Regions from separate parts of the Mus musculus genome. Here regions 1, 3, 4, 5, 6 and 7 are each linked to region 2. Evidence: chromatin loops called from intact Hi-C (ENCODE). Cell type or tissue: heart. All regions are shown on one strand. Region 1 overlaps Gm52151 (a long non-coding RNA gene). Region 2 holds the start of Gm35197 (a long non-coding RNA gene). Region 3 overlaps D130009I18Rik (RIKEN cDNA D130009I18 gene). Region 4 has its middle 21 kb from the start of 4930518C04Rik. Region 5 overlaps Pou4f1 (POU domain, class 4, transcription factor 1). Region 6 overlaps Gm35197 (a long non-coding RNA gene). Region 7 overlaps Gm41238 (a long non-coding RNA gene).

Region 1 (4,000 bases), 480 kb before region 2:
TTTTGGAAAATAGTTACAATTAGCTGGTGACACTTTTTAAGACAAAGTAATAATTCAAGTCATGTTGTTCTAAAATTCAGATAATGTTGATGATTCCCAACTACCATTTAAAAAGTTTTGTAATAAATTAGAGGTTGTAGATTCTTTTCCAGTCACTAGGACTCCACTAGTAGTGAGTAGTTATTTAGGTTTGCAGCACCAGGTGTGTTCCACTCATGATGAACAGATTTGTGTCAGAGAGCTGTTAGTTACCACCAAGGTATGTGTGCACTAGAACATCCTCAGGGTTACTGTGGCATGCTGGTTAATGACTGTGATTTATAGTTAGCATATCTGGGTAGAACTGTTAATTGCCACCCTCCTTTGGAAACTTGCATGATTCCTAACAACAATCTACAAATCTTTTTTCTTATACCCACAGATAAATACAGCATTCGTCCCTCATCAAGAAAATGTCTCTTTGCCATAGACAGAGACCATTGTGGAAAACTACAACTAATCAAACTGCAGAGCTGTAGAGCCCAGTGGATACATCTAGAAAACACTCTCACATCTAAGGGTCAGGGAACTGAAGAGGTGGTGCGAAGAATATAAGAGCCAGAAAATCAGTGAGTTTGCTGTGATATTGTGTTCCCTAGGAACATCAAAAGCTACACCCATTAAAGGCTCACCAACACGACTTTCAAACATGAGCTGACCCAGGGTGGTACCAGTAATCATGTTAAACTGGACTGGGAAAAGCCCACAAGGCTCAACCCTATGTGAAGGACTACAGAAAAGAGAAGAAAGCTGGTAATGGGAGAGGTGGTCTTCACAGGGAATAAGACACCAAATGGTTGATTGTCCAGTGCCAAAGGCCAGTCCTAAAAAACATACATACAAGTAGCATCATATGAACTGAACAGGTTAAATTTAGAAATACAGAGGTATATGATACATAAGCACAATTGCAATTAGTGTGACAGAGGCGATGAATTTGAAGGGGAAGGGGAGGGAAATATGGGAGTATTTGGAGGAAGGAAGGGAGAAATTTGTAATTATATCTTAATCTTAAATTTTTAAAAACTATTTTTGAAAAAAAGTTGACTTATTAAAACTCCATATATGTAATGATCTCAAAACAATCCTAAGTGTTATTCATTTGACAATCTTTCATGTGTGACTCCAGTACCTCATGAACTGGTCGTTCACAGCTGTGTATTGTGGTCCACCTCTCTGTGACCTGAGTGGCAGCACTGTGACCAACCTGAGCAGCGTAACTGAAAATAAACGTCGTCTATTCTATTAGCATCGGTTCTTAAATTGCCTACATATTTTTGAGCTCTTGCGTTAAGTAAAATGTATAGGGGGGGGGGGGACATTACGCTTACGTATGTGGCTCGGATGATTTCCCATCGGGCAGTGCTGACCTGCAGGGTTGTAAACACGGGGATAAACTCTGGGGCTCTGCTCCCCCTCAGGGATGTTAGCTCAGTACTCACACGGAAAGTCTGCAGTGAAAATTCCAGCTGTAATATTTCCCAGCGGCTAGACAGCCAAAGCTAAATGCCTTTTTCATTGCTCTCCCTGCTGAGTCAGTATTCCCAATATGTAAAAGTCATTTAAACTAGCAGCGTTCGACAAAACTTCCTTTTCTGTCTTATTATCCCACTCTAACTTTGGACCACTTTAATGCTCAGAAAAAGTGGGTTGTTATATCAACTGCTTTAATTTCTATGTTTGTGTTTATTTGAGGGTTTGGCCAGAATGGACTTATTTATGTCCACCCTGTGAATATCTGATACCTGCAGTGGCCAGAAGAGGGCATCTGATCTCCTAGAACCAGAGTTACAGACGGTTGTAAGCAACCTTACTTGTTGATATTGGGAACCAACGTGGTGTCTTCCACACAATCAGTAAATATTCTTAAGGACTAAGCCATGTCTGAAGCCCTACAGTAACCGTTTAATTCAGGAAAACTTAGTTACGTTCAGGATAGCTGCCTGTGAGTGTGAGCTGGGTATGAAACCACCAGACAGGCTTTCTGACCTGATCCTCCCCCACCCCAATGGTTGCAATTACACTCAGCCACAGCACTTTGTATAGGTCCCTTAACAAGTTCTCTCACAGACAGGAATATGCTCTGTTGTCAGTAGTAATCTCAAAAGTTGTAACTTTGTCTCCATTCAGCACGATGGAGCTTAAGTAATTGCAAGCACTGAACTGTGTCATCCTCTGAAAAGATGCCGCAGAAAAAAATCGCAACAACTTTCTTGTTCTATGAGAAGACACCTCACCCACTCCAGCATGGCATTGCCCATCCCATCCTCAGCCTGGGAACTGTGGTTTGGGTCAATAGCCTTATGCCTGCCGTGAAGAATAGATTTGTCTTGTCCATACAACAAAATATTGTTGTTATTCTAAGCAATGCTTTTTGATGCTCACCTTCTACTCTGAAAAGCTTATACTATAAAAGCCAGTCAGTTCACACTTGGAAATATATGAAACTTAATTTCAAAGAAAGGAAAGAAAACTTCGGAAGCCCTAGCAATCACATTTTCTCTATGACACTTCTGAAATGTTGCCTGTGGGAGGCATGGGTAGCGTTAGTGACTGGGCAGAGTCATTAAAGCAAATGCAGCCTTGTTAGGGTAGACAAATCCGTGTATTCAGAACTGTACCCTCTGGTCTAGGATTCCCTGCTTACCACCTGATTGAATAACGGTGGGGATTGATTGACAAGTGTGACAAAGGCCACAGGGCCATATCTCTGTGATGTGAACTGATGGCTCTGTAAAAGGAGTCCTTTACATTCAATATACCCCAGTTAACCCGAGGATCTGAGATTCGTTTCTGTTCCTGTTTATGTTTACCTCCTCTTTGTGACTAATGCAGAGCCACCGAAGATTGAAAATACTTTTACTGTTCCAATGGCCAAGTGAAATATTTACTTTCTGTAAACACTTGATTAAAAATGTTAATATTCTATTTCAGTAAAATGCATCCTAGGATCTATGGCTCCACAGCAGATGGTCAATCTTCTCACGTTCCTGACACATAAACAAGTTAATACACTTTGTTTTTCTACAAATGTAATTATTAAGAATCATTGTTATAATATTAACTAGAAGAAGAAAATATTAAGGCCACAATTTACATTGCTTTCCTAGTCTCTACAGCAACAAATTGTTTATTCTGAGTCCTTTCTCTCTGTCTCTCTCTGTCTCTCTCTCCTCTCTTTTCTCTCTCTCCCTTTCCTCTCTGTCTCTGTCTCTGTCTCTCTCTCTCAACTCAAAAGTACATAAAATGAGATATCATTGCCTAAGTTAGATGTTGTCTTTGAGGCAAAATATCTGTTGTCATTTTTTTATATATTGTTCCCTTATTTAAAAAAAAATGAGTGTGTTAGCAAGTGCAACAGAAGTGTGAGGCTTTAGTTAAATGTGCAGAATTTCCGTAAGTAATATTTGAGTTGTAGTTTGTATCAGGAATAGGATTTACATGGCAGTTAATCTAGGAGTACCAGTCATCCAAGAATTCTAGCTTTGTCTTTGATCAAGTCAAGTCATTGTCAACTTTAAACAAATGATTAGGCTAAATCGCTATTCGATTGCCTTTGGAGAAATTTTACGATTTAAATGGGCCTACATCTGTGTAGAAGGGCACATTAGCAATAAGCAAAGCATGAACAAAGTAACATTAGACTGAAACCATCATGTATAACATCATATTATTTAGGTGGTTAACAGAAGCAAAAACTCCAATAATTTAATTACAACTATATTAAAACTTAATTAGAAAATAAGTTAAATAGTCAATTACATGAATCCATAGCACTTAATACTGTAGCTGTCATCAAGTACATTAAGAATGAATTGTTAATATTTTCTACTGTTAATACATGGTTAATTAATGATTAAACAGTGTTTTACTGCTCACTCATGAATGATTTATTACAGTTACTTAAACAGTTTCTTACGTGTGAGGGTCTTAAATAGACCTCTTAGCCCTGCTCTCCACT
Region 2 (4,000 bases):
ATTTGTCATCTCATGATGCACAGTAAAGATATGTGTACCAAATCAAACCAATTCGTCAAATTCTAGAGTATGGCTTGTTCCCGAGCCTTAGAGATGCATTTCCCCCATGTCACCTTCACACTGTGTCTTCAAACAGATGCAGCTGCGACTTGCAATGCTGAACCTTGTGTCACACTCCCTGGCCCTAGTCTGGCCCTCAAATACGCAACCATTTCCTGTACACGCACTGAAATGACAGTGTGGTCCCTGGGTCCCTGGGGATGATCAGACACTGCGCCACAGCAACCCAGTGGCCCCGGTCACTTCTGGGAAAGGTGGTGACAGTGGGTCCCACTGCGTTATTCCAGTCTCTGAGCAGCTGTGAGCGATCACTGCCTGGAAGCCTATTGGACATTGGAAGGAGGATGAAATAACTTTTTAAAACAAAATATTAAAATTTTATAATTTGGGGGGAGGGGCAGAGAAGCAGCCTGTATCTTGAAGTAAAATCTGGAACAAGACTTGTGGCTCTAAGATGTTATTCGAGTTTGGCCACATGAGGGCGCTGCTCTCATTCTCCTGCAGAGCTTGAGGCTATTCTCTTTCACATAGCCCTGGCCTTGCCATGGCTCACAGCAGACCCGCCTTCCTCCACCTTTGTGAGTTTACACCTTCTTCTACAAAGCAGCCTGCAGACAGACTGGACCCGTCTAGGAGTCCTGCCTCCAGCAAAAAAAAAAAAAAAAAAAAAAAAAGATGCCAGGCTTAAAGCTTGTCACTAACCCGTCCTCTGTGCCTCCAGATGATTAACAGCATCAGCAGAGACCGGTGGTTGGTTCAGTTTATCCAAAAAGTGTTGTGTGTCTCCTGCAGCCAGGCAGCACGACAGGTCTTAGGAGGACACACACCTCAGCACAGATCTTAGCACAGTCCTCCACATACTGAGGTGATGTACAACACTGTGCAACAGTTCAGACAGGCCAGGCTGCCCAAGCAGTCTCATCAGTGACTACCAGAGCACTGAAGGGAGGCTTAGAGAGAGTTGTCGGAGCAGTCAATCAGAGCAAGGACACGCACAGAGGATCGAGAACAAGAGAAGGCTGGAAACGCTGTGTAGCATACTGATAAAGAGAAATATCAACTAACCAGACCTGCCAGAGCTCCCAGGGACTAAACCACCAACCAGAGAGTACACATGGAGGTGGGGGTAGGACCCATGACTCCAGCTGCATACGTAGCAGAGGATGACCTTATCGGGCATCACTGGGAGGGGAGGCCATTGGTCCTGTGGAGGCCTGATGATCCAGGGTAGGGGAATGCTAAGGCAGTGAGGCAGGGTGGGTGGGTGGGTGGGGGAGCACCCTCATAGAGGTAGGGGGAAGGAATAGGGGGTTTCCAGAGGGGAAACTAGGAAGGGGGATAACATGTGAAATATCAATAAATAAAATAACCAATAAAATGGAGAGAAAAGAAATAACATAATATTCTCATAAGTAATAGACCAGATACACCTTGGATCTTCAAAATTGTACGGACATGATTTCATTAAACCAGCAGCACCCAAAAAAAAAAAAAAAAAAAAAAAAAAAAAAAAAAAAAGCCCTTGTAACAAATATACACTTAGGGCCAACGTTCCAACCTGTGACAATAGACACCCAAATAAAACAAAGGGCAGGAAATTTGTTTCAAATCTGACAAGACTGACTGGATCCTTTGCCTATTTCCTGCGGAGTGAATCACAGGGCGATGTTAACTCAGCCTGTGATCTTCAGGTGAGACAGTGCTGTGTCTACAATAATAGGAAAGAAAGAAATTCAAAATAGTATTTTTCCTTCCTACAGTCATCGTAGATTTAAGCTGACGTGGCTGGAGAGTGTAAGGACATTCTACTGTGTTAGGAAGAGCTTCTCCAAGCACCGGGAAGGCAAAGCCTTCAGATCACAGCTCCTCTGAGGGGCAGCACTTCCTCATCGACACTGGTCACGAGGGTCATGGCTGCTCACAGACCAAGGCAGCCCGCACAGCACAAAGCCCCAGTCAGCAGGCATGGCAATGGGGCTCGGGGAGCCAGCATCAGTCAGCACAGATATGCGCAGTGTTTGCAATGACTCGGAGTCAGGGCAGTGTGTTCATGGCTGTGTTCATATCCTCAGGACTCAGTCATTAAGGCCTGGATTCCCTAAGCAGGAGCAGGCAGAGAGGACAAATGTAAAAGGGAAGAAAGAAGCCACGAACAAAGCAAGTACTTGACTGCATACCTTGGATTAAACAAAACCATCAGAGTTCTTCAGGTTTGAAAAGATTGGTTCTCCACTGCCAAGTGTAAGCCACTTTCTGCTCGTCCTAGGACGCTATAGAGTAATTAATACACTTACCAGAATTTCCGCTCAGAAAGTGTGACTTAAGTCCTATACCTTGGGTAGATGCTGCCCTCCTGTGGACTGTCCTGGTAGTGTGGTAAGTAAACTGCTGTGTATCGCACTGCTCGTTATCCATGTGTACCTACAATAAAATCCCTACGAATCCATCCAGAAACAGTCATTTTCACAAAACATAATTTTATGATTGCTTAGGAATAAATGTACCCAGATTTATCATTCATAAAATAATTGTCCCCTGAAACTATTTTCCAAATTGTGGATCATGATCGGCTTTTAACAGAAATGATACAGAAATAGAAAGGAAATATTAAGAAAAAAATTAAACAGGATTACTAGGGTCCTTTGAAGTCTCCAGCAAATAAAAATGGTCATTGTAAACTACAGACGGTGTACGATTGAATAATCTGAACCATTTAATCAGGAAATGTCAGGTGACCTCTCTGTTAACTTGACCATTAGCAAATGAAGTGTGGCAGGGGAACCTTAAGACTGTGGGGCACAGTTACTGCCTCCTACTGAGCAGTTTGTGTCATTTCGATAAACCGTGCATCTGATAGAATTCATGACTCCTGGTTTCAAGCCACTTATCTGATTTGAGTTAGTTCTTAAAGTAGCCTAAATCTCTCCAGAAAGACACTTGAAGCCACAGGACAAGATACCACTAGCCCCAACCCTTCCCGGCTAAACAGAATTAGCAAAACAAGTCTCTGTGCTTGGATCTTAAAAGACCTTGGTTATTAAAACCAAAGCAGCCACCCAGACGTCCTAGTGTTGGCTTTGTAACAGGCTAATTCAGTTTAGCCTGTCTGGCTGTTTGGTGGACTAAGGTGTTGTGAGCCATTCCATATCTGTGTCGGGACCAAACTCTAATCCTCGGCAGAAGTGGTCCTCATCTGTAACCCCTGAACCATCTTTCCGAAATGGTCTGTCTAGTCTGGATGTCATTTAAAACTTAAGCTACTGTAACTATTTTGCTGGCTGTTGCACAACTCCATGAAATGCTCATTACAATGAGATGAAGAGATTGCCTGATTTTTTACATGAGGGGAGGTCTTTTATAGAACCACACAGAATGATAAATAAGTGATGGCCTTGGAGAATTTGTTTTGATTAACTCGCATGCTATACGTTCTAGTGTGAGGAAATAAATCTCATTAATGAATGTTTGGATCCAACCCCGATTATCCTAGGAAAATGGAGGGAGGATGTGAAGCATTGTAAAGGATGTGGGCACCAGGATCCCGGCTTTCTTTCCTCCCCAGACATAGAGTGCTGTCTGTCACCATCTCCTTTTCTGGGGAGCGAGGTCCTATAACAGGCTGGTGCTTTATTGGGGAAGCACCACGAAGTTAGCCCCCTAAATTTCTGCCTTGAACTCTGGCGCCCCCTATTGGTTTAACAAAGTGATGCAGGGCCACACTTTATCACAAGTACAAGTCAAAGGACAAGGTGTTGTTTTGAACCAGAGACTTGGGGATTATTGTGATAAAAATCATTTAAATCAGAGATTGACCAGCACTTTCTGTAAAGTAACATTAGGGACTATTTTCAGGCTTTGAAAGCCACAGTTTCCACACCTAAAAATCTTTCCTTGCCTATAAACTGAAAAAGACCATTGCAAGCAGGGTTAAATCTGTGAG
Region 3 (4,000 bases), 1.1 Mb before region 2:
ACTTATCCCTAAGCCAGTTTTTATGATGGTTAACAAATGATTTTTATCATTTATCACTTTCTAACTTTAGGAAATTATTTTCCTGTCCCTGTTTGTTGATAGATTTGCATCATCTTGATCTCGTGGAGGTTTGCTGAAGACTAAGGAAGACTGTTCCTTGTCATCGGTAATCCTGATTCTCTAGTGGAGAATCCTTTCCTAGGCGTCTGCGTTGCAGTTGGTTTTGACCTGGTTTTTAAGTGGTTCTAATTTACCCCATGTGTTCACATCTCAGTCCATTTGGGTCTTGCTCATTTGTCAGGTAGAAAGCGCTCCTGTCTGTCCCTCAGAGAAGAACCTCACCAGATGAGTAATTAAAATTCGGGGTACTGTTTTCACATTTTGTTTGTTTGTTTGTTTAGTGTGTGAGTGTGTGGAAGTCTGAGGAGACCTTGAAAGAGTCAGCCATCTCCTCCCACCATCTGAGTTCCAGACACCTTCACACACAGAGCCATCTTGGTGGCTCTTGGGTACTCTTGAAACTTCCCTTTGAAATCATTATTCTTCATAATCAAATTTTATATAGAGCAAACCTCAACGCCAATGAAAGCCGACGACTTTGCAGAGAAAGACTTTGTATTTCTAATTTAGCCTGTATCTTTCTTTCCCCCTAACCACTCCCCTATTCCTTAAGTCATAGATTCAGAAGCCAATTTAATATTAGAGAAATGAATTTTGGCCAACAGGGTCAAAGTGAAATAGAATGTTAAGGAAAAGCTCTTGATGGCTACAGCAAAACCGCAGTGCTGTGTGGGCATTGGTGTCTACATTCAGTTTTGTTTTAGGGCTGGACATGCGTAGGTACAGGGTAGTGCTGGCACACAGACATGGGCAGCAGACAGGTTACCAGGCTGTGTGCCCCAGAAATCTTAAACAATCTCTGCTGAGAAAGTTGAAGAACACTGAAGTAAGTTTACTGACTCCATCAACGCACTTGCGTCTTCATACATATTCATGCGTATAAGATTTCAGGGCTTCTGATACATTTTTGATTAAGATATACACATCCCAAAGCTACACACATGGGAACAGGCCTTTCCTCTGTGATTATCTTTTCAAATGCAAACTATGAAAGAAGTATTATGGAATTGCAGGTCATAGGATCTCCAAAACTTCCATAGCTGGGGTGTCCAGCTTGGTATCAAAACTATTCCATTTTCGCCTTTCATTTATAGCCAGGACGTTGAAGGCCACAGCGACATCATCGATCTAACTCTAACTATGGAGGAATGTAAGCAGAATATAATTCCCAGAGTCATCATTTGGCCACAGTAATGTGGTAACAGTTGTTCAGAAATTAGCCTGTGTGTTTTTTATTGTGTAGCTTTGGAGAGGCATGGCACAGCCCCCATCTGCCTCCCCTGACTGGCAGAGGCCTGACTCCTCTTGTTGAAGCAGGATTTCGCAGGCTCTAAGAAGTTCAGAGAATAACAACTAGGGAAAAGACAGACAACCAAACCCTCTTGCTCTTAAATTCGCAGCCCTGTCTGGCTGTTTATGGTCTGTCGTGAACCATTACAGAAGAGCGAGCTCAAAAGCAAACTTGGATTTTCAAGAACAATAGCCACTGGAGTACATTTAGGGATTGTGTTCTCATCGCACTGCATTCCCCAGGGAGAAGAAACTGCACAAGTCGCGTGTTTGTTGTTTTCCTTCAATATAAGTTTTACATAAAGCAGAAATGCTAGTCTGTAAACATGAGCACTTGTCATACACATTATGACCAGAAGGTGGCGCGGTCTTAACATTGACCAAGGACTGTCAGCGGCAATGTTGAATCTAAGCAGATTTATTTATAAAGATAACTGCTTCTTGGACTCTGTATGTTTATTTATGTTTTTGTGACTGTTCACAACTCATACAATATCTTTTCCATGTCTGGAAATAGGAAACTGCTTATTTTTATTATTTGCTCTCTTTGTTCTTTTAAACACTCGCACATGTGTGCAAACAACAACCACACACACACACACACACACACACACACACACACACTTGATTTGCTAGTTTTTTGAGACAAGATCTCACGCTGCAGCCTAGATGGCTAGGTAACTCATTTTGTAGACCAAACTGGCCTCCGACTCGTGGCAATGACCCTGTAGTGTCCTGAATGGTCGAATCACAGGCATGAGCCTTTATATCTAGACAAAATGAAATCTAACTATTTAAAAATCGTTTTTGTGATATTTTAAAAACTTTTTGTGGTGTTATGGATATGCCTGTGCATACTAGGCAAGTCCTCTAGTGTATAGCTCTTTTCTTCATCCTTATTTTGCTTTATGCCTTAGAAAGATTTGAGTAAAACCCTAATTATTTCCCCGCAAGAAGCAGTTGGTTAACAAAGCCTACAAACAAGCCTACAAAACTTGAGTTTTGCATATGTGTGATATGTGACTATCATATGAAAAAGAAACTACCTTTATATCCATTCACCAGGAAAGTTTAGTTGTTTTTTTTTCAATTAACAAAATATACATGTGTATTATTTTTAAAGAATGGCCAACATTTCAAATATGGCAAATACTTGATTTACATAACATTTCTCTATACCAAAATGAAATCTAAGAGTGGTTTTGTTTTGTTTTGTTTTTTTCACTCAAAGAAAGGAAAGATTATCCTTGGGTTTTGTGAAAATGAGTTTAAGAGACACCAGAAGCTTTGTCAGTGATGCTGAACAATGATCAGTGTTTGGTCACAACCAGCGCACGTTAGCAAACGTCGCCATCTCTTTTGAAACTGAGAAGGGAGGTTTCTAGAATTAGGCAGCTTCTAACTAGGAGTAAGATCAACTTGTGTGTTGTGCCGTTTTGAATGTGTCTCTTCCTTATTCAGGAGGGAGACTGAACACACAGCTCCTTGTTTTCCGATGCCCCTCGGTGTAGTTCTGTTTCCCAGTGATTCGCTGTTTCCACGCTTGTTTGTTCTCAACAAAAAGGGTTTCGTTATAAGCTGTTCCTGGCACTCAGACTTGGGGCATAAGTTCTGTCTGCCTATCCGTCCGAAAGCCTACCCGAGCCTGGGTTTACTCCCAGCTTTCTCGAAATGTGTCCGGTAGAACATTTGTTGGGAAGGACAACCTCTCTGACTGGGCTCCTTTGTCCCTTATTCAGATCACAAAGGTCCTCAAGATATTTGAACCGAATGGTCACTCACTCAATATGGAGCCCAATGAGGAAGGCTGAAGGAAGTCCGGGGCCTTTCATCACGGCAGACTCCAGAAGTAACGACTCAGTCCTCCTAGTGTCTCCTTCCCCTGACTTAAATTTCCATCAAACAAGCAGCACACGAGAAAAGACATCACCAAATAAAGTACATTCTAGATATTTGTTTTTCCAAGGTTTGTAAAAACCAAGACCTTCAAGAAGCCTAGTGGCTGAAAGCTAAAGATAGAGGATTCCTTTTTCATTTAAAAAAAAAAGCATTTTAAGTTTATTATTTAAAATAAATAGAACGGTTTTCTCCAGGGATCCCATAAGTTTTGTCTTGCACGTCCTAACCTGACTGTTTGTGCTTTAGGACTGATAACAATCACACTCTCTTCTCCTTTTCTCTGTGTCTGTCTCCACTCCTGCTGTAAAAAAGAGAAACGAGAGCTTCACCTCACACTGGCCCTAAGACAGTTTGACTCTTCCCTCAGGGTCCTGAAATATCCTAGCATATGCCTACTCTGGCATAGATCAGAGGACAGCGGGCTCTGGGGACACCATATGGCCACAAGCCTGCATGTTACCCAGGGGCATACTGGGGCTTCAGGTACCCCAGCCAGCCTTCGATGTGATGTGGTTCTCAAAGCTTAGAGTTGGACCCAAAGAAACCCTCTGAGGATGAAAGTCCAGTTTATACATGGCTGAAAAGAGTTTCTCCATCCTGAGAATATTTCAAAAATTTACATTATTTCGTCATGAATTAGAGCCCCTGGTGCCTTCCAATGAGGGATAAAGGCTGCTGGCTTCTGTAAGGG
Region 4 (4,000 bases), 200 kb before region 2:
ATGATTTAATAATAATAATAATAATAAAAATAATGCCAAGTTTTAAAAGGGGACATCAAGTCTTCCTCATAAGGAAGTATACTGCTGGTTCTAAAAAGTCCTGTGATTGCTCCTGTCTAAATGAAATAAGAGGCAAATTGTGGAGCAGAGACTGAAGGAAAGGCCATCCAGAGAGTGTCCCACCTGGGGATCCATCCCATATACAATCACCAAATGCAGACACTATTGTAGACACCAAGTGCTTGCTGACAGGAGCCTGATATAGCTGTCTCCTGAGAGGCTCTGCCAGAGCCTGAACAATACAGAGGCAAACGCGCTCACAGCCATCCATTGAACCAATCATGGGGTCCCCAATGGAGGAGTTAGGGGAAGTACTGAAGGAGCTGAAGGGGGTTGTAACCCCATAGGAAGAACAACAATATCAACTAAACAGACTCCTGCCCCCAGAGCTCCCAGGGACTAAACCAAGGAAAACACATAGAGGAACCCATGGCTCCAGCTGCATATGTAGCAGAGGATGATGGCCTTATCTGGCATCAATGGGAGGGGAGGCCCTTGGTCCTGTGAGGCAGGAGTGGGTGGGTGGGTGGGGAGCACCCTCATAGAAGCAGGGTGTGGGATGGGGGTTTGCGGAGGAGAAACTAGAAAGGGAGTAACATTTGAAATGTAAATAAATAAAATAATCAATTTTAAAACAAGTCCTGTGTGTTTAAGACCCTGTTGAATTGCAGAGTAGCCAGTGATAGAAATGGAACAGGATCATCCAGTGGCTCAGAGTCGTCCCATTCCCCCCCCCGCCCCGCCCCCTCCCCTCTCCCCCCTCCCCCACTCCTTCTCTGGCTCAGTGTCAGACTGAAAAGGAAGCTCCCGGTGGCCAAGGTGTGAGTGTGGAAAGGCACCTGAAAGGAAGTGAGAATTTAAGGAAACAGGAAGAAGTAACTTCTAAATTTCCAGGAATGTCTGGGGCAGATCCCGCTCTTCTATATAATGGATATAAAGTCATAAAATGGAAATTCCTGCTGCATCTACGGCTCATGTTTATCTTTGTCCATAGCCAGCTCTCCTTGGAACATAAGCCTATATTTAAGATGGAGTGACTTCTCTTGTCACCCCAGATAGAGAACTTTAGCTGCCCTCATTGTGAAGGGTAGATTCTGGTCTGTCTTTGCTTGATGCTTAAACATGGATCGGTTATTGTTTGCTGGACGTTTCCTTCATGCTCCTTCCTGTTTCCTGCACAGATCACCGCAACTCTTTCACAATCCTCTCTACAGAAGCCCAGAGCTCGTTGAATGGTGAGCTCAAAGCTGCATGACTGTCAGTCCTGGAGTTAGGAGAGATCTGTCTGATTCTGAAGGTCCCACTATTTTCCTGAACGGTGTAGGCATTTTTAATGTTGGAATAGGCTAAAATTCAAAATACAGAACTAAATGATAGACTAAATTAAAGCCCTGACTCCCACAGCAGTTGCTAGCCTGCCTTATATGAACAGCACTTATTCTGTGTTGCAGAATTGAATGAACAAACGTTTGGGCTAGTTTGAAGCCCTTCCTGAATTTCTTGTGGTAACAGAGCCTTTAAAACAGTGTAGTCAAATAAAACCTTATCACAAAAGACACCTTCTGTTAAAAATACAAGGGTATCACCCTGTAATCCTTAAAGAAGCAGTTTATTAAAAAAACAAGAAAAACAAAAACAAAAAATCAAAAAAGTTGAGATTATTCACAAAGAAGAGATGCCCATCGTCCCAATGGACCATGGATGGCAAGGCCATGGTCATTGTTCTTATTTCCTGATTTCAGAGTTCAGAAATTGTGAATGTATGTAGCAAAAACAAAGTATTTGTTCAGTGTTCTAAACAGTTACCTCTTAGAGGAGAAAACAGAATACAGCAAGTCCAAGATACAATACCCAAGGGTGTGGCCAAATGTCAGGGTGCAAGGCTAGTTTATTATTTGTTTATTTACATGGCTATGCTGTGGGAACCTCTGGTCATGATCCCTCTGAATCGTAGAACCGTGATGTTCAGGAAGAGATTTCACCCATGCTCCCACCCTGATCCCTAATCTCAGCTCAGGAAACCAGTGAGAAGCAAGCAGACAGGCCAGGATGTTTTCCTAACCTTTATCGAGGCCTTCACCACACACATGTGATCATGAAGAAGGAGTAGCGTGCCTTGGACCCTCTGTCTGCTCTAACCCATCTGATGTCACTACATCCCCTGGGGCTCATTCTTATTGAGAGGACATGCTCTGGTTTTTTGTTTTTTGGTTTTTTTTTTAGTATGAAGCTGAATGCTCACCCCACGGATCAGGAGCACCATGTACTCTGTGATACTCACATGAGTGAAGGTGAGAGAAATGTGAGAAAAACATTCAAAGAAATCACAATGACAGAGACTATGGTCCATTCTCAGGCAACGACCCTCAAGCAGAAAATAAATAAATAAATAAAAACACCAGAGAGAACACCTGAACTTTTCCTAGTAATAAAAGAAGTTACAAATGTTGGTCAGCAGAGTCTATAAACCATGACAGATTTTATGTCTAGGCCGGGAAGACAAGAGGTTGTGTGCTTTAACATCAGGCCTGCTGGTAAAAGACGATCTTCCCAAAATAGCAAACCACAGGCATTTCAGTGGTGCTACAATGTGCTAACAATCCACCCTACATGGGAAGCAAAGACAGTTGGCAGGACCACACCCTCCCACCAATTCAAAGCAAATGTGCTTTCATAGTGACCTGGATTTTAAATTTTTCTCATTTATTTCTCATTTGTCACTATTTTTAATGAGTCATTTCAGCTTTATAATATTGTAGAAGTCATCCTTTTTGAAACTTAGCAAAAACAAAAAATAAACCTGTTTTAAATGTCCTCAAAATTTAACTGAGGTTTCTAAACTTAATACCTCAAATCTACAAAACTCAAAGGATATATAACTCAAAGGATGTGATCTTATATGATTTTTGACTTTCAGCATCTAACTTTAGAAAAGTGCCTTGCATATCTCTGTACTGTTATATGAACACATAAGCACGCACATTCCACACTTCTATTATATATAAGTGTATTACCACGTATATACATAGATATGTCCAATTGTTCTTATCTATAATTCAGACCTCCCTCCTAACAAATCTCATTAATAATTTCTAAGAATTAAAATTTGATACTGAGCAGTGGCAGAAGTTTAATAGAAGAAAAATTACATAGAATTTCTTCCTATTTTTGTTATTGACTATAAAATTTGAAACCTGCTTATCTATGAAGAAGTTCTGATTCTGATAAAGTGACCACTAATGTGTTATTGCACCAAAACTTGCTTATTCAGAAAAGTGAAAGATTTTATAAACTGTTTCTAAGAACAATGACTAAAACTTCATATATATGGCCAATTATTTATACTTTCACTGTTTTTTTTTATTTATTGATTCACTTTACATCCTGATCATAGCTCCCTGGACATAGCTCCTCCCCCAGGCCCCCTCCCCTTCTTCTCTGGGAAGGGGGAACCTCTTCCTGGGTATCAACACGCCCTGGCACATCAAGTTTCTGCAGGGCTAGGCTAGGCACATCATCTCCCACTGAGGCCAAAAACAGCAGCCCAGCTAGAACAGGATCCACAGATTCGCAACAGATTTGGGGTCAGCCCCTGCCTCAGTTGTTGTGGGACCTGCATGAAGACCAAACTGCATATCTGCTACATATGTGTGCAAAAGTGGGATAAGGCTAGGTCCAGCTCATGCATGCTCTTTGGTTGGTGGTCCAGTGTCTGGGAGTTACCAAGGGTCCAAGTTAGCTGACTCCATTGGTCTTCTTCTGAAGTCCCTATTCCCTCTACTGTCTTGTTCCTGCTCCCAATTCTTCCACAAAGCCCCCAAACTTCAGTCTACTGTTAACTAAGGGTCTCTGAGTTTGTTTCCATAGGCTGCCGGGTGGAGGCTGCTAGGTAAAACTTCTCAGAGGTCAGTTATGCTAGGCTCCTGACTGGAAGCATAAC
Region 5 (4,000 bases), 750 kb before region 2:
CGCGGCTGTCGACTTGGCTCCACTTTGTCGGTTAATTTTACGCCTGCACAAGGCGATCTCTGCTCGCTCGCTCGCTCGCTCGCTCGCTCGCTCGCTTTCTCGTTCGGGTGTGTGGCACGGGTCCTTAGCTTCGAGTGACATCTCCATTTCTTCTTTTTCTTCTTCTTTTCGCTCTTTTTTGTCGTCTCCCACTGTCTTCCCCGGAATGTGTTTCCGTGTGCGTCCCCTTCTACCCTTCCCTGGCCCTGTGCCTCTCCCCTTCTATTTCCCCCACCCCGGCATGTTCTCAAATCGTCCCCCGGTCCTCCGTTGACCCTGCTCTTCCCACCCCCCGTTGTTATTTTGGTCGCTTTGTGTTTTGCCTTTTGCCCGTGCTTTCCTGCTTGTGTGTTTGTTTTGTGGTTTCTTTGGTGTTTGTCCCCCCTTTTTTCTTTTTTTTTCTTTTTCTTTCTTCTTTTTTTTTTCTTTCCTTTTCTTTTTGGTTTGGTTTGTGTCGCCTGCAGCTGCAGAGCAACCTCTTCGCCAGCCTGGACGAGACGCTGCTGGCGCGGGCCGAGGCGCTGGCGGCCGTGGACATCGCGGTGTCCCAGGGCAAGAGCCACCCTTTCAAGCCGGACGCCACGTACCACACGATGAATAGCGTGCCCTGCACGTCCACGTCCACCGTGCCGCTGGCGCACCACCACCACCACCACCACCACCACCAGGCGCTCGAGCCCGGTGACCTGCTGGACCACATCTCGTCGCCGTCGCTCGCGCTCATGGCCGGCGCAGGGGGCGCAGGCGCGGCGGGAGGCGGCGGCGGCGCCCACGACGGCCCCGGGGGCGGAGGCGGACCGGGGGGCGGCGGTGGCCCGGGCGGCGGCGGCCCCGGGGGTGGCGGCGGCGGCGGCGGCCCGGGGGGCGGCGGCGGCGGCCCGGGCGGCGGGCTCTTGGGCGGCTCGGCGCATCCGCACCCGCACATGCACGGCCTGGGCCACCTGTCGCACCCCGCGGCGGCGGCGGCCATGAACATGCCGTCCGGGCTGCCGCATCCCGGGCTCGTGGCCGCGGCGGCGCACCACGGCGCGGCGGCGGCAGCGGCGGCGGCGGCGGCGGGGCAGGTGGCGGCGGCGTCGGCCGCGGCGGCGGTGGTGGGCGCGGCGGGCCTGGCGTCCATCTGCGACTCGGACACGGACCCGCGCGAGCTCGAGGCGTTCGCCGAGCGCTTCAAGCAGCGGCGCATCAAGCTGGGCGTGACGCAGGCCGACGTGGGCTCGGCGCTGGCCAACCTCAAGATCCCGGGCGTGGGCTCGCTCAGCCAGAGCACCATCTGCAGGTTCGAGTCGCTCACGCTCTCGCACAACAACATGATCGCGCTCAAGCCCATCCTGCAGGCGTGGCTGGAGGAGGCCGAGGGCGCGCAGCGTGAGAAAATGAACAAGCCGGAGCTCTTCAACGGCGGCGAGAAGAAGCGCAAGCGGACTTCCATCGCCGCGCCCGAGAAGCGCTCCCTCGAGGCCTATTTTGCCGTACAACCCCGGCCCTCGTCTGAGAAGATCGCCGCCATCGCCGAGAAACTGGACCTCAAAAAGAACGTGGTGCGGGTGTGGTTTTGCAACCAGAGACAGAAGCAGAAGCGGATGAAATTCTCTGCCACTTACTGAGGAGGGTGTGAGACGCCGGGTGGGGCACACTGGGGAGCTGAGGGGTGCGTTTCTGGGGCTCCCTCTGGCCCACTTCCCCTCATTTAGACTGTCCGTTATCCTGCCTGCATTTGGGGAGTTCCTTTTCTTGCCCTTCCCTCAGCTCCACTCTGCACCCGGCCCTAGCTGTCCCCCAGCCTAGAGAACAGGGGTGTGGGTGTGGAGAAAGTTTGGGATGGCAGGAGAGAATGGGGGACGTTTAGGTGAGCAGGGCCTGGGGGGTGGGGGAGAAACGCAAAGACTGGAGCTGGGGGGGTTTCGAGAAGCAGGATGGTTCTGGGGAGCAGGGTGGGAGGGAAAGATGGGTGAAGAACTGGGGATCTTGACCAGAGACACTTACAAAATCATCTGGGGACCAAGGAACTATGTACAAAGATAAAACTACCAACCATCACCAAAAACAAAACATAAAACACTAGACAAATAAGGGGGGGGGCAAAGATGCTTTAGGAACTTAACTCCTGGGAGCAGTATTCTGCAGCCTCGTTTACCCCCAAGGAAGAGAAAGCAGCAGTACCATTACTACCACCGCCCCAACTTCCCAAGCACAAGTGAGTCACATAGGAAATCTATCAGCCTGCACCTTGAGCTTCCGGGCAGAAAGCTAGTCCTGTGTTTAACTTTCCCTTCTAAAGTCTCACACCTGCACCCTCTTTGGTTTATTTCCTCTCTTCCAAAGAGACTCCAGGCTTGGCTTCCACTCAGCATCTGGAGCTTAGCTTACATGCGCTTGGGGAGGCTGCCTGGTCATTCACACCGAATCTTCATTTCCCAGGAGCCAATGGCCTCAGTCTTGTGGTCTTGGTCAGGTCTTGAGGCAATGAGAACTCAAAAGACAGAAATTAGGTTCTCCGAAAAAAAAAAAGAATTTATTCTGGGATAATTAAATGACCATACCTACAGTAGGGTTTTACTTTTATAATTTTCTTCATGGATCCATGAACAAATTATCTGACAGTGTCCCCCCCCCCCCATCCTACTTCTAGAACTTTAGAGTGCCCTCTGTTTTTTTTTTTTTTTTTTTTTTTAGTTCGGATTCAAACTCTGCCATCGCACTTATTAAGAGAGGGTGGGAGATCTTAGGGAAGAAACTTGCTTCCGTTTCCACTTCTCTCCACTGAATACAGCCCATCTCGCTCTTCTAGGTCCCTGTCTCCCTCCTTTGGAGAACCGTGAAGTTGTTGAAAAGCTGAGAAGTTTCTGCTCTCATTTGGGGGCAGGAGTCCCATGTAAGAAAAATCACCTAAAATCCCAGAAGAAAGGAAGAGATTTAAAGATTTAAAGCCCCTCCCACCTTGTTCGTTTCAAATAGGTCTGCACTTACCTGGGGGAAGGGGAACAGTGTTTCCCTGTTGTTGTTGTTGTTCTTGTTGTTGTTATTCAAGGATCATTTATTACCGGGGATAAATGTTGAGTCACAAAAACTTCAATTTGCACTATGAGTTTCCAAAATAGAAAATCATGTGTGATATTTCATACTAATAATCCAAGCTGCTGACGGATTTTAAGGAAAAATTTTTTGAGAAAGACAGTTTGAGAAAGAAAGAGAGAGAGAGAGAAATGTGGTTTAGTGAAATGCCTGCTTTGTTGTGTAGAAGATCCCCTTTGGATCTCATGTGGAGATGGTCTGTTACTATCATTTAACCATAACTAAAGATGAAAACGGAAGAGATAAGGGGGGAAGCACTGTTTAACAAGACTGAAATCATGCATGGCTCGAAAGGTGCAGAAAGAAATGTGATTAGGTCTCACTCTGGGTAGGCGTTGTTATTTATTTAATTATGTTGTATGTCATTGTTTGCAGCACAAAACATTCTATGCATTTGAAACTGAGCACTAAACTGGGCTAGCTTTCTGGTAGACCATTTTTTTGTGGATAGTGTGATTTCACAGTCTACTGCCTGTTTCCACTGAAAACACATTATTGTAAATATTTTCTTTCATGCACAGGCCCACACACAGTGGTTACAAACTGCCAGTGTTAATCCTGAAATGTCTCACTGACTGATCCTCCTGTCCATGTTGTGTCTGCAGAGCTCTCTCCTTGGTTATGTCTTCGCTCTATTGCCCCCACCCCCACCCCACCCCATCAGAACCATTTCTGTGCGCCAACATACAACAGGGAGATGTGTCCCAGTCCACTTCCAAATAAAACATGACTGAAAGAAGAGCAGTTTTATGATCTGGGTGCATTTTTGTGTTTATATTGAGCCAAGTCCTGGTAGGGCCGGTCAACAAATGAGAGAAAACAACAAAACAAAACAAATAACCCACACCAAACAGAAAGCCTCAACCAAACTTTAAAATCACGCAAG
Region 6 (4,000 bases), 66 kb before region 2:
GGTTATGACAATAATAAGACTTGCTCAAAAAATTTTGGAATGCCCATACACTGTTGTGACAGAGGCTCTGCCATCTTGTATTCGTGCTGAGTCCATTTCAGGTTTAAGTAGAATTTGATCCTCTTGATGGAGAATCCCATGGAACATTACCCAGCTCTGCTTTAGGAATCCAAAATCAAGATGCCCAAATTAACTTATCTCTGGTTCTGTTAAACCAGTAGCTTGCTTCTGTGAAACTCCCCCGCGATGGCCAAACAAGATGCCAGAGTGTGGGTTTATGTTAAAATACCCCATGCTCTGGATGCACAGGGCCACACCTGGATCCCCAAACACCTGCGTGTAATCCGAAACAGCTGGAATAGAGACTTCCAGTAGGCTGAAACTCTGTGTCTGAGTGGTCATCTCTGGTAAGCTCCCCATACTTTACAAAAATAACAGGAATAACTACATGAGTGTACAAATGTATTCATGTTTCGTTTATATTTACAATAGAGAGAATTTGATAAAATTCATCTGTATTCTATGGACAAAATTATCTACTTACGGTCACTTTTACAAATTTGTAAAAAAAATTGTGTTTTTAATTTGCTTAAAGATAATAAAATAACAAATAATCCAATGGGGTATATTGTGTATACTCAACATTTTCTGTACATTTCTTTAGGTTGGGAGGAAGGAAAATATTACTTTCAGTATAATATTAAGGAGAAAACCTAGTTTCCTAATCCATATTTGCACATATGATTTTATAGGAAAAGACATGAAATATGAAAAAGGTGAAGAGCTTTCACAGTTTTATTAGTCACTGTAGTGCGAACTTCCCATGGCCTCAAGTAAGCGTCCCTCCATCCCTCCCAGTGTCAGTCAGGGCTATCTGGTCTAATAGGAGAAAGAGCAGTGCCTATGCCAGGTCTGAGATCTCGCTAAAGCTTTGAGCTTCACACCTGCTCAGTAGAGATTGTCCAACTCCACCTGCAGTCACTTCTGAAAAATGGTCCTGAATCCGTTCACTTGATTTCCTGATTCTTCAATGGTTTAATCTCAAAACCAAATTTTGACTGCCCCAAAATTTTGTGTGCATTGAAATTTTTTATTATTGGAAAATTTTTACTATTCTAAATCCACTAAATTCTCAGAACAGTTTGCTTTGCTTTAAGCTCGTCTTACTATTTTAAAACTGAAGTGATAAACCCTTCCTGCTATTTCTGGCACAATACTTGTAAAAGTCCAATGATTATTTTTGTATATAAAGGAAGATTTTTTTATGTCTCAGGAGGTATAAGAATTATCTGAAATGCAAGATTGGATCTAACTTTTTTATTAAACTTATTAATTGGCACAAATACTTTATCTATTTTTATAAAGCCCAAAACATTAAAACAGGATCAAGTAACATATTAGGTATTAAAAGAGGTACAGGGAGCTAGAGAGGTGTCTCTGTGGTCAAGAGCACTGGCTGCTCTCTCACGGGACCTGGGTATGATTCCCAGGACCCACATTCCAGCTCATAACAGTCTGTAACTCCAGCTCCAGAGGCTCTGAAGCCTGTTCTGTCCTTCAGGGGAACCAAACATGCATCATGTGATGCACAGACATACCACGAAGGTAAAATAACAATGCTCACAAAAATAAACAAATAAATTTTAAAAGGTAAATAAAGTGCAAATAGACTGAATGCTTTATGAACAATAAAAAAGACAAAAATCAATGCATTCTTAATTAAAGTGGAGATAGTTTGCTGACAGATGAAAAAACAGTTTGGCAGATTGAGATAGAAGTCAGCTGTACGTGTCTGCTACGATTATGCTCATAGAAATGACGTAGGTGGGCCGAGTTCTTTGCTCCGTAAGTGGCTTATGCTGAGGCTTACCTGAATCTGCTGTGCTGATGTAAGAGGACCCTGCTCTGGTTCCTAAAAGGATCTACAGTTTATTCCTATCACTGCTAACTTCTGTTATTTACCAAAGTGTCTCACATTTCCGGACTGTCTGTGCCTATAGCAGCCTGGGTAGTACAGGAAGAGGGAGTTTACGGTTTAGGGGAAGCAACAGCTGTTGAATGTCTTAAGGAGGGAACCAAGAACAAAACAGACTTCTGGTGACCATGCAAGCAAGCAAGTCTAAGAGATAAACTCCTGGTGATGTGACTCATTTCTCTTTCAAGTAAACTTTGTAACTTCAGGCCCTCTAATTTTTGGCTAAATATTTAAATGCACCTTTAGTGACACCATCTCTGGACATTAAAACTTAAATTCTCCCAGCTTGCTACAGAGAAACATTAACTTCCAAAAATAACTTTGTTAATTACTTTTATAAGAAGATCTGGCGTGATCCTTTGAAAATAAATATTGTATCCATCAAACTGTCTAATTAGTTTAGACAAGCCATGAGCCATGAACATGTTTGAAAGACCAACATTATGAAAATGTTGGGTTTGCTGAATAATTTGGAGAGGGGATCAACTTGCTTTGCTTTTTGTATTGTTTTGTTTTGCTACTAATAATCATATTTTACTGCATTCCCATAAGACTTGGAATGGTCTAAAATATACGGCCAGGGATCCTTCCATTTTAGTTGAAAAGAAAAATAAATAAAGCAGTTGGGATTAAACATCTTTCAAATATTTTCTTTTTTTTTTTTCTATTTTTTGCATTCGCCTTTTCATTTTTCATTCATCCTTCAAAACCTCTAAGCACGGGCAATAAAAGTATGAGACAATAAGAAAAGAGAGAAGGCAGAAAGGAGAAAAAAGAGCAAAAAGGGAAAGAAGTAGGGAGGAAGCAGAGAGGAAGTAGGGGGAAGTAGGAGGGAGTACTATAGAATTGATTGTCTGCGGAGCCAGGTTTTAGGAGCAGCAGTAACTGATTCCAGCTAAATTAAACAAAAACCAGAAAATTCTTATTGGATGCATAGTGGGGAGTTCACAATATGGTGAGTAAACTTAGACTCCAGGGTCAAAAAGAACAGGAATGAAGAACACCATCAAGGAAACCTCCCGATAGAGATGGTCAGGCTCATAAGCTTTCTGGTCCTTCCACCATGGCATCCTAGATAAAAATACAGAATATAGAGTCAGTACAACCTAGTTTGGGATAAAGTCCTACCCCACAGCTACTGAGGACCCAGGTGCATCATGTCCATGGGGAGATCTGGAGAAAGAAGATGGCGGTACTTGTGGAAGTGATGGAATGATGGAGAAGAGAGTCTGTACAAGAAGAATCCACTTGAGTGGGGAGCAGAGAAGGATTGAGCTCCTTGGGTTTTGTTCATATCCATGAATAAAGCGCATCATATTAGGGGTTCACTTGTCCATCAGGGAAGATTCTTGGCGTAAATGACTGGCAGATAGAGAAGCAAATGTTTCTCAGGAAGTGTAATTTCAGAATAGTAATGTCACCAAAAGATGCATCTTCTCATTTAAAATTCCAACTGGTAGCTAATTTGTGTGTTTGTGGACATTATACATAGAAAAGCAATCAGAATTAAAGTTGTGTGTGAAAGTTATTGTGCAGTTTTGCTTCCTTTATTTAAACTCAATAATGGGACTCAATACCAAAACATTTTGTGCTCCTAAAACTCGGCAAAAAATAATGTTAGTGATAAATCATTTCATAATATACAGATATAAATTGTATCATGCATACACAAAATGGTTTACTCTTTTAATAAATATCCTTTATTTATTTATTTACTTATTTATTTAGGTATTTTTAAGAGTTATGCCAAGACAAGTGTCGATATAAACTGGATGAAATTTTCATACAATTACAACTAGTAGGATCCAGATTCAAATGTTTTTGTTACCTTAGTGTTTTGGAAAATGACTGAAAAAAAAAATCATAGGAATTTTTTCCTAAGTCTTACTGAAATTATAACCTCTGTTTTTACATTTTAAGTATTCTTGAAAAATCCTAAATATTTCTTTCCTCAAATCCAGTTTCTCATATACAAAATTAAAAGAAAGAGAAACTTTCATGAAGATAAGAGAATAATAGTAAGTT
Region 7 (4,000 bases), 320 kb before region 2:
AGCCCATGTGAAGAGCTCAGACCTAGTACTCCACACACTGAGTTCCTACTTTGCTCCACATCAGTGGGTTCTGCATGAGACCCCTGGGTTTTAGAGTTGCTGATGTCAAAGCGAATGGACAGTGAGGAGAACGGTTCTACCTCCACATTTTTCAGCACTAGTGAGACTCAAGGAGAAAGGAAGGGTACCAATCATCGGGTCTCACCTGTCATCAGGTCCCACACTACATCCAGAACAGAGAAGGGTGCCAGTGGAAAACTCTGTAGCTCTAAATGAAGCATGGGATTAGCAGTATAGCTAATATTCTTTGACCAGTGTGCCATTTTACGTGACAAGAGAAATCTGGATAAAGAAGCATTTATGGGACTGTCTCATATCCTTTGACACTGTTCTCTGAGTCTGTAATGACTTAAAGGGAAAGAACAGAGACAGCGTTTTTAGCTGCTGGGTCGTCATTAGGACAAGCATATTATAAGATCTAAAGTGATGCTATCACTCAGTACCACATGCTCTGTCGCCACAGACAGAAACAATAAGAGCAACAGCTGATATGGCCGCAAATGTAAAAGACAGCGGGTCCATTCATTTTGGCCTCATCCTTCAGTATCGTATAGAAGATGGTCTCATCCTGCTTGCCTGGGAAAAATGAGTTCTGTTGTAATCACAATTAATTACTGTGTAACTCATCCTGTATTTGGCTTGCTCATTTTTAGTTCATTTGTAGATAGTTTACTCACAGGATACAAGAATATACAAGTGGCCCTATATGCAACTATATGCAAATATAGGTTCGGTGTTTATAATGTTCACATTCAACTAGGGAAATAAAACCATGTTGTTCGTTAAGAAACTTCAAGTGTAAGATTGAAGAGGCTTCCTATTAAACTTCATAGTTACTGCGATCTGCTTCAGTCTGCTAACTGTTTTGAGCCTGGGCTCCTTTGCTAACAAATAGAATTGGTACCAGCATCTTGGTGCTTGCTGTGTATTGTGCAATGTTGAAATAAAGTAATTTAGGCATGTTCCTGAGAGCAAGCATAGTCATGGGGATCCCAGTTGGTCTTACAAAGGATATTGTTCAAGACATACTATGTGTGTGTTCTAAACAGCACAATACCGTTGAAACATTGAGTTGCTGCATGAAATAAATCAGATAAATGTTAAACTAGGTGAATAAAAGTGCAGAGCCTTTGAAATACAAAATTCTTTGTTTTTTTTTTCATGGTATTTATTTCAATCTTGAAGTATTCTGTAAAGATGTTCAATGAGAATGGCACAATAAATTACTTAGCTGTATAAATCCATTACTGGGACCACAACGGGACCAGTTTGCAACAATGGAGAATTGAGAGTTGGTAGATAATATTTTTCTAAATGAGTGATACTGCCAGTATTCCTCGTGGGACATCATAAAGAGTGTGCCTGACTTTCTGTATGGATGGACAACCTGAACTTTGTAAGTCAGGATTTCCTGAACTAGGACCTTTGGAGGAGTCTCTAGCCTCCAGTGACAGCATCACACTATGTAACAGGCTGTCAGACACCATAACGTCACTCCCTAAAGTGTCACCTCTATGGACTGTAACAATGGTGCGGCCCGGAGCATTTCAGAGCACCCTTGGGCCGCTCAAGACTCACACTGGGGAAAACGTGGAGATGTCAGCTTTAGAGGGCTGTCTATCCCTCCATCTGGATTCTGTACTCAGAGTTCACAGTCTCGCTGCGCGGCGCACGATTCAGCTTGATCAATTCTGCCATCTAGTGGACACCTTGCACTCCCGCTATGCGATCTTTCAGGTTTTCTCTGATCTAATTGAGGGGCAGGTATTGATGCTCAAACCCTGGAGTGCTGGTTGGTAGTGGGTGGGGAAAAGGAGAAGGGAGATTGTAAGCCTCTCATAAGAAAAGTCATTATTGGATATAAATAAAAAAAATGGGAAGGAGCAGTTCCTGGGGCCTTACCTCCAGAAAGTCAAGCAGTGGGAGCCATGCTGGGCTGTGTGGCTTCAGATCAGCAGAGAGAGCAGCAGGCGCAGGACCACCTGTTAAGTGAAAATCCAAAAATCTTCAAAGACCTTCCAGAGCCAAAATCCTATGATGAAAATCCCCCTGGGTTTCAACCATCTTTGAAGGCAGCTCCTTGTTAGCTGTGCCCCCTCCCTTTTCTGAGAGCTGAGTGTGCTCTGCCCCAACCCCAGACTCTAAGTTGATTTTATTTTTTAAGAAAAAGGTTATTTGTGCTCCTGCAAAGACCCAAGGAAGACATATGATTTCTAATGTAACGTCCCCCTCTTTGCAAGCTGTGATACTAAGTCACCTTATACCGTACATGAGGATACTGTATTAAACTAACAAAAATATCTTATAATTCAAATTGCTTCATTCTTTGTCAGAGAAACAATATATAGGGTTTGGAAGTGGGGTGTTGAGTGCAAAAACTGTTATTCCCATAATTTCCTTGTCTCTTCCCATGATTGCCAAAGTACGTCTAGAGTAATGAGCAGAAAGAAAAGCAGAAATGGAAGGCTCAGGTGAAGATCAAAATTAAGACTTGTTACAAATAAAAAACAAAATTAGAATTGTCTACAACGTTCTAGATGAGCCCCTAATACTCGGAGGAATGCGCACACTTGCCCTGCTTTTCAACAGAGACCAACCTGAAAAGTTTCCCGAAAGTCAGTATACAAAATGCAGAAAATAAGAACCTTCATCACACATAGTTTCCTATAAAATGTGTTATTTGTTAAATTTTAATGAGCTGGAAGAAAGTATAAAGTAGAAAATAATCCCGTTTCCGCATGCGGTGGGCTTGTGCATGCTCACACACATTTACATCATTAAAACCTTTTGATTTTCTCGTCCTTGAGTCAGTTCTTATTTTGCGCTTTCTTTCCTTATGTTTACCATTGCCTCCGGTAACTTGCAAGTTTATTAAAAGCATACCTTTTATCGCTTTTTAAAAAATGGTTCAAAATACAAAACATACTGTCTTGAAGTATGTATACATTGAATAACTAAGTAAGTTGATTTGTGCCTTGTCTCGGATCCTTATGGTGAGGATATGTGTAATCTCAAATTTAAAGCATGAAGTACTTAGCTTTTAAGTACCCTTTTCAATGTTAATGATAGACCTTCTGAACTTAATGCCCTGCCTACTTGAAATTTGTGGGCTTGGGTTTTTTGTTTGGTTGGTTGGTTGTTGTTTTGACTAACCTCTCCTGTCCCGTGCCAACCTCTCATGAGCTCTCACGGTTTATGCTTTATTTATTATACGTACCCTCTGAAGAGGTCTGATGCATGCTATATGCTATATGATTGAAGAGTTCCTAGATTTGTCCTCACAGAATCCTCCAGAGATCTTACTGGCTGAGACTCCGATATTCCTTTCATTCATTTCTATTTGTGAATCCTACACAGTAGGCATAAATTCAGACTTGAAGTCCTGATTTCTCTTGGGAGGGTTATTGATTTATCTGGAGATAAGGTCTCGTACCTTTTCCCAGGGCTGTCCTTTAAGAAAGACGCAGATCCTCTAGGCTCCCAACTGTACTGTAGGGCAGGCTATATGCCTTTCCTCTTCTTCCTGAGCCTATATTTGATTGTCAATGTCTCTGTAGTCAAAGCTCTGTGTTGTGGGTCTATGCTCTGCCTGTGGTCATAGCCCCTGACTCTCTGTACCTAGGAAGTTTCCTGTTTCTAATTTGTCTTCCTGGTCTGTCCTAGAATAATATGATGTTTTACACAGTGCCTCCTGTATGAGAGTAGGACTGTTTTTCATGGTGTTCAGTCTGCTCTGTTGCTGGAATTCTGTTCACCAGTACTTCACATGGTTGACCTCGAGTTCCCTCTTCTTTGACCCAGTGATGCTACCAATTAGAGAAAGAAAGAAAAAAAAAAGTCCTGTCCTGTCATTCAAACCCTTCAAAGCATGGAAAGTTGGTCCCTGAGTCCTGTTCCATCTGCCCTTCTACTTAAGAAAACGCTCACAGCCATCTGTTTC

The links. Peaks named below come from ENCODE experiments on the same cell type or tissue, not always from the same donor. Only the 100,000 strongest peaks of a DNase experiment are listed, where the experiment ranks them.
Region 1: it touches region 2 in a loop (4-fold over the local background); 5 of 42 quality-filtered maps call a loop at or near these places.
Region 3: it touches region 2 in a loop (9-fold over the local background); 21 of 42 quality-filtered maps call a loop at or near these places.
Region 4: it touches region 2 in a loop (2.4-fold over the local background); 2 of 42 quality-filtered maps call a loop at or near these places.
Region 5: it touches region 2 in a loop (3-fold over the local background); 8 of 42 quality-filtered maps call a loop at or near these places.
Region 6: a loop joins it to region 2, with 4 times the contacts of the local background. A loop is called at or near these places in 3 of 42 quality-filtered maps.
Region 7: it touches region 2 in a loop (7-fold over the local background); 35 of 42 quality-filtered maps call a loop at or near these places.

The regions. Positions count from the first base shown.
Region 1 is chr14:104,201,244-104,205,243 of GRCm38, reverse strand. Gm52151 (a long non-coding RNA gene) reads right to left here. Exons shown (of 2, transcript XR_003951238.1): 2 at 1,330-4,000. Among named protein-coding and RNA genes, the nearest start is that of Gm52151, 12 kb to the right of the region's middle. In heart, a CTCF peak has its summit at 1,791 (motif pointing right); no DNase peak of the experiment used is centred here.
Region 2 is chr14:103,717,414-103,721,413 of GRCm38, reverse strand. It overlaps Gm35197 (a long non-coding RNA gene), which reads right to left and starts at 2,388. Exons shown (of 3, transcript XR_383715.2): 1 at 2,355-2,388. In heart, CTCF peaks have their summits at 528 (motif pointing right), 2,418 (motif pointing left) and 3,749 (motif pointing left); DNase peaks (open chromatin) are centred at 283, 2,033 and 2,353; H3K4me3 peaks cover 504 bases; H3K27ac peaks cover 778 bases.
Region 3 is chr14:104,811,947-104,815,946 of GRCm38, reverse strand. All of the region lies in intron 2 of D130009I18Rik (RIKEN cDNA D130009I18 gene), which reads right to left. Among named protein-coding and RNA genes, the nearest start is that of Gm24280, 160 kb to the left of the region's middle. In heart, a CTCF peak has its summit at 1,761 (motif pointing right); no DNase peak of the experiment used is centred here; H3K27me3 peaks cover 350 bases.
Region 4 is chr14:103,917,608-103,921,607 of GRCm38, reverse strand. No RefSeq gene overlaps it. Among named protein-coding and RNA genes, the nearest start is that of 4930518C04Rik, 21 kb to the right of the region's middle. In heart, no CTCF peak of the experiment used is centred here; DNase peaks (open chromatin) are centred at 1,237 and 2,067; H3K27ac peaks cover 1,198 bases.
Region 5 is chr14:104,463,375-104,467,374 of GRCm38, reverse strand. Pou4f1 (POU domain, class 4, transcription factor 1) reads left to right here. Exons shown (of 3, transcript NM_011143.4): 2 at 504-1,690; 3 at 2,831-4,000. The coding sequence ends at 1,646. Among named protein-coding and RNA genes, the nearest start is that of Pou4f1, 2.6 kb to the left of the region's middle. In heart, no CTCF peak of the experiment used is centred here; no DNase peak of the experiment used is centred here; H3K4me3 peaks cover 1,614 bases; H3K27me3 peaks cover 3,553 bases.
Region 6 is chr14:103,783,295-103,787,294 of GRCm38, reverse strand. The region is part of intron 1 of Gm35197 (a long non-coding RNA gene); the gene reads right to left. It overlaps Gm35116 (a long non-coding RNA gene), which reads right to left. Exons shown (of 2, transcript XR_874924.1): 2 at 2,876-4,000. Among named protein-coding and RNA genes, the nearest start is that of Gm35116, 6.4 kb to the right of the region's middle. In heart, no CTCF peak of the experiment used is centred here; a DNase peak (open chromatin) is centred at 1,964.
Region 7 is chr14:104,036,803-104,040,802 of GRCm38, reverse strand. Gm41238 (a long non-coding RNA gene) reads right to left here. Exons shown (of 3, transcript XR_874926.1): 2 at 1,963-2,042; 3 at 1,196-1,849. Among named protein-coding and RNA genes, the nearest start is that of Gm41237, 3.9 kb to the right of the region's middle. In heart, a CTCF peak has its summit at 1,764 (motif pointing left); no DNase peak of the experiment used is centred here.